Linked DNA regions of Homo sapiens: region 1 is linked to region 2. A link is a loop called in an ENCODE intact Hi-C map of the cell type or tissue named here. Cell type or tissue: Panc1. All regions are shown on one strand.

Region 1 (5,000 bases), 100 kb after region 2:
ATCCTTTCCCCATTGCTTGTTTTTCACATTGACAGTTATTTTCTTTCAGCACTTTAAAAATGCTGCTCCACCACCTTCTGGCCTACATGGTTTCTAAAGTGTAGCACACAGCTATTTGAATCGTTTTCCCTTTGTATGCATTGTATTACTTTTTACTGGCCATTTTCAAGGTTTTACTCTATCTTTGGTTTTTAGAAGTTTGATTATGATTTTTCTGGGCACAATTTGCTTTGAGTTTATAATTTTTGAGATTAGATGAGCCTCTTGAATCTGTAATTTTGTCTTTCCCCTAATTCAAGAAGTTTCAGCAATTATTTCTTCAAATATATTTTCTACACCAATATCTTTTTTCTCTCCTTTTGGGAGTGCAATGAATATGACAATTTCTGAGTTGCTGCTTATTTTATATCAATATTTTTACTCTGTGTTCATGAGATTGCATAATTTCTATTTATCTAATTTTAAGTCACTGACCCTATATTTATCATTGCCCATTCTTCCATTGAGCTCATCCAGTGAATTTTAAAATTTCACATGCTGTGTGTTTCATTTATAAAATTTCTATTTGGCTTTGTTAAAAATTATATTTCTCTGCTCAGAATTTCTATATTTCATGTCAGCAGCATTTATCCTTACTATACCTTCACCCCATGGAACATGGCCATAATGATTTTACAGCTTTTAAAAAATATTTGGCACTTCCCAGATGACAAATCTGGGTCATCTTAGGGTTGGCATATGTTGTCTTTTTTTATATTGGTTTTTCAAATTTTTCTTGATATTTAGTATATTCTTGATATTTAGTATAAGTTTAGGTTATATTCTTGGCATTTTGCATAATATCTTGTTAGAATCTGAGTCCTATTAATATCCTCTGGAGAGTGCTGAATTTTTTTGGGTTGGACTTAGCTAGACCAACATGGCTAGATTCAGACTAAATGTTCTGTCTCGCTTTCTTTGAATTATTATTCCATTTTCAGTTCAGTTTGCAAAGAAATTGCTATTCTGCTTTGGCTGTCCCATAGACACACCTCTCAGTATTTAGTTTGAGACTTGAGTGGCGCTTTATGAAATAGAAACTTCAAAATACTTTACTATGCTGCTTTGGGTAAATTCTGTGAATGCACGACTTAACAGAAAGCCTGAAATTTATGCATATTCCTTCACAGCATTAGGAGATTCCCCTCTCAAGCTCTTTCCTCTTTAAGATTCTCCCTCTCCGGCCAGGCGTGGTGGCTCACGCCTGTAATCCCAGTACGTTGGGAGGCTGAGGTGGGTGGATCATGAGGTCAGGAGTTCGAGACCAGACTGACCAACATGGTGATACCCCGTCTCTACTAAAAATACAAAAATTAGCCAGGCATGGTGGTGCACGCCTGTAATCCCAGCTACTCAGGAAGCTGAGGCAGGAGAATCGCTTGAACCCAGGAGGCGGAGGTTGCAGTGAGCTGAGATTACACTACTGCACTCAAGCCTGGGTGACAGAGCAAGACTCCGTCTCAAAAAAAAAAAATTCATCTTCATATTCTCTGGTTTCCAGGAGCCCCTTTTACCAATCCTCTGTCCAGAAAGATAAGATTTCTTTTGGATTTTTAATCACTCATGACACTAGAGGTGAACTCTGTGGTTCTAAGTTCTCTCTAGCTGTGAATGGCACAGAACTTTCAGGTAAAACATCCACCTCCTCTTTCCCAGGTAACAGCTGTTTCTGAGGAGCTCTCTTTCTGAGGGATATACCCCATTCGATGAGTAGGACACATGGAACAGCTCTGCTTCCCAAGTGTTTTAACTCTGTCAGGTACTCAATTCTCTCTTATAGTGTCTCTCATTTATTGATCAGGCTGCATACTCCATCCTTACCAACGGAAATTTGGAAAGATAAAACCCAATTTTGTTGGTTTCAGAGATCTTCTTAGCTTTAATGAAGAATACTTTGCAGAGATGCTATGCCCTGTGAGGTGCTTGTATTTTTCAGCAAAAATTGTATTGGAGGTAGATGATTATCTCAGGAATAAATATATCTATTAATATATATCAGCAACTCTAACATGATTAAATTATTGTCGTCACTCAAACCTGAATCTTTATATACATAAAGTGGAATGGAAAATGGTCCACTGCACTGAAATTAACTACATGACAAAAAATGGTGCTTAGCAGCATAATGAAATATTTTCTCACTTTTAAATAATTTTAAAAAATACATATTTAACTTTCTCAATATAAAAAGCTAATTTGAAAAATAATCTCCTTATACAAGTCTATAGCAGATAGCTCCTCCTCCTTCCTGTGATTCTCTTGGGGGTAACATGACTTCTTTCCCAGTATCTAAGTCCTTGAGCTAGAATTTTAAAACAATTTTAAGCATTGTGACATCTCCTCACCCTCCATTCTTCACAATAGCTTCCTTGAGAATAATGCTGATGACCACTACTTTTTGATACATTGCATTTAAAATCTTTATCTGTTTCTCTTTTACTGGAACAAAGTCATGAAAGCTTGCTTTCTAAACAAAATAATCTCTTGTATCCAAAGGGAAAAATGCAAACCGAAATCAGTAGTTAGGCATAAAATGTACTTTTAAAGAACAATGTTGGCTGGGGGCGGTGGCTCATGCCTGTAATCCCAGCACTTTGGGAGGCCAAGATGGGTGAATCACCTGAAGTCAGTTCAAGACCAGCCTGGCCAACATTGGGAAACGTTGTCCCTACTAAAACTACAAAAATTGGCCGGGAGTGGTTGTAGGCACCTGTAATCCCAGCTACTCGGGAGGCTGAGACAGGAGAATCACTTGAACTCGAGAGGCAGAGGCTGCAGTGAGCCAAGATTGTGCCACTGCACTCCAGCCTGGGTGACAGAGCAAGACTCCATCTCAAAAAAAAAAAAAAATGCTGTCCTGTTTCCCAGTACCTACCCCCACTTCACTGAACTTGGAATCCAAGGTTCACTACTTTTCCAAGTATTAGACTGGAGTGTGGAAATGTTATTGAAAAAATGTGTAACTACCAGACAGATCCAGGCCAGAAACCCAGAAATATTTTTTTTTAATTTAACCGTGTGCATTCATTTTAGGCAGACTAGGTGGACACACATAGGTATGCACACAGACATACACATGGTACAGTAAGAGGGTCTCATAAAACTTCAAGGTACAGTAAGAGGGTCTCATAAAAATTCAACGCTGGAAATAGTTGTTTCCAATCCGGAAGGCACTGTGCCAAGCAAACAGGGATGTCTGAAACCTTTGAACACTGATTTTAAACCAATTGACTCTGAATTGATTTACACAGAAATATTGACACAAACACTTATTGAATACTTAAGATATGCCAGCACTATTTTAAGTGTTATGCACTGACTTAATTCTGACAGCAATCTTTTTTTTTTTTTTCTGGGACGGAGTCTCACTCTCGCCCAGGCTGGAGTGCAACGGCCTGATCTCGGCTCACTGCAACCTCTGCCTCCCGGGTTCAAGCGATTCTCCCGCCTTAGCCTCCAAGTAGCTGGGATTACAGGCATGCACCACCACGCCTGGCTAATTTTTGTATTTTTAGTGGAGACGGGGTTTCGCCATGTTGGCCAGGCTGGTCTCTAACACCTGACCTCAAGTGATCCGCCCGCCTCGGCCTCCCAAAGTGCTGGTATTACAGGCGTCAGCCACCGTGCCCAGCCTCTCACAGCAACCTTATGTTAAAAGAAAGACTTCAGCTGAATTCAATTTAAAGGAGTTTAATTGAGCAATGAATGATTCGCAAATCAGGCAGTCCCCAGAATCACAGCAGATTCAGAGAGACTCCAGCGCAGCCACATGGTGGAAGAAGATTTATAGCAAAAAAAAGGGAAGTGTCATACAGAAATCGGAAGTGAAGTACAGAAACAACTGGATTGGTTACAGCTCCGCGTTTGCCTTAATTGAACACAATTTGAACACTTAGCAGTCTATAAGCAGTTGAAGTATGGCTGCTGGGATTTGCCAAGACTCAGCTATTGTTACAGGGCATACTCCTAACTTAGGTTTTCAATCTTGTCTACCTATTAAGTTAGGTTACAGTTTGTCCACAAGGACTCAAATTTAGAAGTATGGAGTCCTTCTCAGGCCATATTTAGTTCGTTTCAACACTTATAATGCAGGTACTATTATTTTCTAAATATCACGCTTGAGGAAACCAAGGGACCTCGGTCAACTTAAACAGCTAGTAAATGGTGGTGCTGAGATTTGAATCCAGGCATAGGTATGGCCCTAGTACCCATTATTTTAACCCAGTACAGTACACTATTGCCTCTCCATTTGTGAAAAGAAAAAAAAAAAGACGGAAAGTCCTTTTTATATGGAAATACAGATAGGATTTTAAAAACAGGCCCCAGAAAACCTTACACAACACTTTCTGCTATTAAACCATTCTCTTTCCTTCTTCCCCTTCTCTCTCCTTCCCTTTTCCCTCTCCAGTCCATCAAATCCTTGCTATGGAATATCACGCACTCCTAAATCCAACTGCTCCTTTGACATTCTTTGGCCACAACCTTAAAATAAATGGCCACCCTAGGATAGATGGGGTTAAAACCACAAAAAAAGAGTCTTCTTGGCATGCTAGAGTGGCTGCAGTCTAGGAGGCTTTCTGGAAAATGGAGGTGATTCTCCAGAAAATGGAGGTTTGTTTTTCTGGAAACAAAATGTCATGGTTGTCAGGTTACTGATAAGGGGACTATTAGGAAAATTGGGTCCCAAATTTATTCGTAAGGCAAGTAGGGGTGCAGGACGTGAAAAGAAGGTGGGTTTCCCTGTATGCTGGGTGTAATGGCCTAATTATTTCTACTACATGCAAAATACAACACTGCTTCTTGGGTTCCTCAAAATACTCAGGCCCTGGGCACTGAATAGTGTGTGCACGGATGAGGGCTGTCCCCCTTAGAGTGATGATTGGTAATGATAGGTGATTCATGAAAAAAAAAAAGTACAGAAGGTTACAGGGCAGAGGATGGCAAAGGGACAGGTTGGAGAA
Region 2 (5,000 bases):
ACCATTTAAGACATAAAATATCCTAAATTCCATGTTACAGACTCTAGACTCATGGAAATAATTCAGGCTGATTCCCACCCACGAAAGAGTTTTCAGTCCAGTGACCACATGGCCAAGAAAACAGATTAAGTACAATAAACTCTGCGAACCATGACACAGAAGAGGGTTTCTTAACCCAGGTGGTCAGGAAAGGCTTCTCATTGGAGATGTTTGTAAAGTGTCTATTTTTACTATCTCCAACAACAGATTTTTTTTTTAAACTGAGCGTCAGATAGTTAGATAACTTGGCTTAAGTTTCAGTGAGGAAGAACTGGAACTAGATCTGTCTGACTTCAAACCCCCAATGTAGTTTCTATCACATCATGCGCTCACTCTTTTTTTTTTTTTTTGAGACGTAGTCTCACTCTGTCGCCCAGGCTGGAGTGATCTTGGCTCACTGCAACCTCTGCCTCCTGGTTTCACGAGATTGTCCTGCTTCAACCTCCCAAATAGAAGGTATTACAGGCACGTGCCACCATGCCTGGCTGATTTTTGTAGTTTTACTTCATTAATAATTAGAAGTAGAGTTGGGGTTTCGCCATATTGGCCAGGCTGGTCTCCAACTCCTGACCTCAAGTGATCTGCCCACCTCGACCTCCCAAAGTACTGGGATTACAGGTGTGAGCCACCATGCCCAGCCCATGCTCTCTTATTCTTATAAAAGTGTTATGTTTTAGCACAGTCAGCATAGTAACTTCCACTTCTTATAGTGCTGTTTGCCCAAACATATTTAAAATCTGCTAAATACCATTAGTATTAATAGCTATCTTATCAAGAGACCACTACCAGGAAAATATTGTTTAAAGTCTTTCAGAGAGTACCTGGTGGCTCCCCCACAAGGGAATTCTAGAGGTGAAAGCTCTGCCAGGCAAATACACATTTTCTAACTGTAAACAAATTGGCATTCTTATACTAACCTTCTGAAATGAAATCACAGAAAGAATTTAAAACCTTTACATCAATTGTTGCAAATGAATCTATGCAAATAAAGCAACAAAATTATTTTCGAGTTTCTTCCCTTTAGTTTGTTTCTTTAAAGTGTAGTCAACAGATTTTGTATCTAAACACACACATACTTCTTGAGAAAAACTGTATATATTATAGACACAGCACCAATTGTTTCCAGTATATGCATCTATATTAATGTTTCCTCTTTATATATTCACAAGAATAAAACACTTGACCAGCTGAAAATGTAAGCTATTTATAAAACATGCAGAAAATAAATCTGATTCATGTCTGCAAACCTCAATTGTCTGTGTACTCTTTTTCCTTTCTTTATCAAGACAGGGCTGTAAAATTTAGGTGTACATTTTTCTGCTATCACAAAAGAAATAATGTACAAGTGAACTCTACTACTCTTAGAAGGAAAAAAATCTCAACTATACATCAAATTTTGGAGCACTGAAGTGGCAGAAATTTTCTATATACTACCTCTGTTCTAAAGAAATGTGGTGCCACTGTTCCGAAAACAAATCTTATAACACATTTAAGTATAGGTAAACAAAGTACAAATCTCAGTTTTTCAAAACATTTTCTGTACTAATGCTTTTAACTTGAAACTCTTGACTTAGTTTTGAAGAGAAAAAAAGAATCTCCTTGGCGCTCTTAACTATTCTGATGAGACTAAGTTCCAGAGAATATTTTACAAAAACTACTTAATTTAACAGTACGCCTTGAAAAGTAACACTACATATTCTAAGTGTTTCTGGAAAAAAAAAAAGAAAAGGAAAAACCACGACATATTTATAAGCTAACAATTCTTAAGAGAGGGTTACTATGAATGCTGTACATTAATTTTTACTTTGTCAGATACATAACTTAAGAACCAAATAAGATGATGCATAATTACTTCTAATGATAGAAAGTACGAGTTAAGTCTCCAAAGTAATCGTGACAGTGTTTCATGTGGAACACATTTCATCTACAAAAATATCCATAAAATACAATCTAGTATACCTCCTAGGTCAATATTAATGTAGAAACAAGAACCTTCTGTAATAATTAGGTTATTGAGGAAAATCTTAAGATCCATTTTAGACTGAATAATTAAGTCAAATTGTTTGGAATTTAAAATATGTGCTTCATGATGATGAAATAATCTGTACAACAAATAACCATGACATAAGTTTACCTGCGGAACAAATCTGCACTTGTACCCCTGGAATTAAAAGTTACAAAATATTTTTTAAAATATGTGGTTCAAATATATATATTCAACATGTATCACTTTGTTAAGAGAAAAATAGAAAAATACTCCGTATTTGATCAGACCATGTAATTCAGATAATAAAACTGTTGTAAGTTTTAAAAAGCCACAATTTCTAGTTTACTCTTTCCTTTGATAGCATTAGTGCAGAAAATATTTTGAGAAACAGATTTGTACTTTGTTTACCTATACTTAAATGTGTTGTTGTAATATTTCTTTTCAAAACAGTGGCACCATATTTCTTTAGAAAGTGCAACGGCACTCACTGTTTAGCAGCATAAAAAATATTATTTGTGAAATTACAATGTACTCCAAATAGAGAAAAATATTTCAGTGTTTTGAAGGGTAAAATACAAAAAGCACACAAGGGGGCAGCAAAAAAAAAAAACAGCAGAGACGGTTTCAAAAGGAACTTTTCTATGGTATTAAAAGACAGGAGAGCAAAATAATGAGTAGGAGGTTTTTGGATTACAGGCAACGTTAAGTTCTTGATGTAGATGCTGGTCACCTGCACCTAGAATAGGGTGTCCTGTGAGACAAAACAATTATTCTCTATCGTTAAGAGAGATTGTTCAGGAATCCTAATAGTTTGACAATTCTGTACCAGCTGAACATCACTAGAGCTAACTCAGTTGGGATGTAATCACCATAAAAGATTCCATTCCTGTGGTTACTGGGAGTCAGGGAGGTTTAAGCGGAATGTCACTACATTCAAATATGGGAGGGAGACCACTTTCAAAAACGAACTTAAATCCAGAGAACCATGGTTCTTCTATGGTATCCAGTAAGGGGCAATGGGAGTTGGAAGTTGAGTATGGGAAATCAAATTCTGTGAATACGGTTTTTCTGATAAGATGTGTTTGGCTAGCAGATCCTCCGCAGCATCTATTCAATAAGGTTAATCTACATGGGAAATAGCCATTTGAAGTCAGCAGTGAAAAATTACCACTTGTGAAAATTTTTTGAAAACCAAATGATCTACATATAGAAACAGAAAAAGAAATTTCTGAAAGGGGCAAATGAGATCCCATTTCAGAAGCTAAAGTGACTGTAGAGTGCAGAAAGAGCACAACATGTAGGATTTCCCAATTTTTAAAAAAATTCAAAACTGATCTTTTAAACCAACTCCCACCACAGAAGGCCTCCCTGACAACAAGGGCGAACGCTGTGAAGGAGAAAACTAAAGGGGAAAAAGAATACTAAAAGATGCCACACAACCAAGCTGGTCAGACTTTAAAGGCCTCCACTACCAAACAAACCACAAGGCTGGTATCAAAAATGCGCACGCACGCTCACCCACGAATATGTGTGAAATATAAAAGAACCAAAAACATCACAGGGCGCACAGGCAGACACACACTCCACACACAATCCCCACCCACCCCTCGCCCCCCACACACACCTCCCAAAAGCAGGGTGAACAGTTAAGGCACCTAAAACCCCAAGCCGCATAGGCTTCCCCGAAACATTTTACAGTGTAACCAAGAAGCGATTTTGAAAGCATCTGAAAAACGTGCAAACTGTCTTGAAAACAGGGCCTGGCAACTGAGACAGTTTGCAAGCGTGATTCAGAGGGTCTGCCAAGGAAACAAAAGAAGCCTCCCTCCTCCCCGTGAGACCGCACATGGCACGAGAGGTGCTCCAGGCGGGACGCATTTTAAGCGAGGCAGACAAATAGAAGTCTGCGCGAGCGCAAGCGGTACATACTAGGGATCGCTATCTGGCGAGGATGGGGCCATGGAGTTTCCATTGGTTGGGGAACCGCCCAGCTTTAGTTTCTCCAGATATTCGGCGTGCACGGGCTTGTGGCACTGGAGAACCTTGATGGCATCTTCGACTTTGAACCACTCTCGCTTCCTCCCAATGCTAACCGAATCTTCCCAATCCTCCAGCAGCTCCGTGACAGTCAGTACATACACGTACGTTCTGTGCTTGCGATCCTGGTTCTGTTCGAAGACGCCCAGGAGCCGGCCTAACTTCCCCTTGACTCCCGCTTCTTCGTACACCTCTCGGACCGCCGCACCGCCCGGCTCCTCCTCGGGCTCCATGCCCCCGCCCGGCACGATCCAGCGGTCCGGGTACCGGCTGCTACTCACTAACAGGACCTCGTCCTCGCGTTCGCTCCGGAAGCACAGGCACGCCGCCCGCTTCTTGAACCCCTCGGGGTCGTAGGTCCGCGTCTGGTTGGGTTTGCACTTCATCCTCGAGGCAGCCTCCTCGAGGCAGCCTCCTCTCGCCTCTCGCTGCTGTGTGGGCCGCCGCTGCCGCTGCCGCCGCCGGGGAACAGCCGAGGTGCTGGGAAGAGAAAGGGCCGAGGCGAGGGGCGGGGAAAGAGAGGCGCCTCCGTCTGCCCGCGAGCCCGGGGAGCGGAGGGAGAGATGAAGCTGGGCGGGGCGCAGGCGGAGGCGGGGGCAGCGAGGCGCGTCAGCCAGTCGGCCAGTCCGATGGGCGGCCGGCCGAACCCGGGCCCGCCGGAGTGGAGGAGGTGCCGCCGCCCGCGAGCCCGCGACTGTCCACAGACCCCACTCGCTTGTCGGGGGCGCGTCTCCCTCCCTCCGCCGCCGGGTAGGGTTTGAGCGAGGTGAGGCGCATTAACGGACGCGTCCGCGCTCCCGTTCACGTGCGCGTTCGCGGCGGAGGGCGAGGGGCGGGGGCGGGGGTCTCCTGGCTCCCGCAGCGCGCGACGCCTCGGGCCCACTGCGCAGGCGCCCCGCACCCCTGGGGGCCGAGAACGTCGTTCGCGCACTGTGAA

What was found. Peaks named below come from ENCODE experiments on the same cell type or tissue, not always from the same donor. Only the 100,000 strongest peaks of a DNase experiment are listed, where the experiment ranks them.
Region 1: a loop joins it to region 2, with 5 times the contacts of the local background. A loop is called at or near these places in 2 of 110 quality-filtered maps.

What each region holds. Positions count from the first base shown.
Region 1 is chrX:51,595,254-51,600,253 of GRCh38, forward strand. No RefSeq gene overlaps it. Among named protein-coding and RNA genes, the nearest start is that of CENPVL3, 21 kb to the right of the region's middle. In Panc1, no CTCF peak of the experiment used is centred here; no DNase peak of the experiment used is centred here.
Region 2 is chrX:51,491,996-51,496,995 of GRCh38, forward strand. It overlaps NUDT11 (nudix hydrolase 11), which reads right to left and starts at 4,597. Exons shown (of 2, transcript NM_018159.4): 1 at 3,956-4,597. The coding sequence starts at 4,449. RefSeq lists a silencer at 4,668-4,787. In Panc1, a CTCF peak has its summit at 2,660 (motif pointing right); no DNase peak of the experiment used is centred here; H3K4me3 peaks cover 2,368 bases.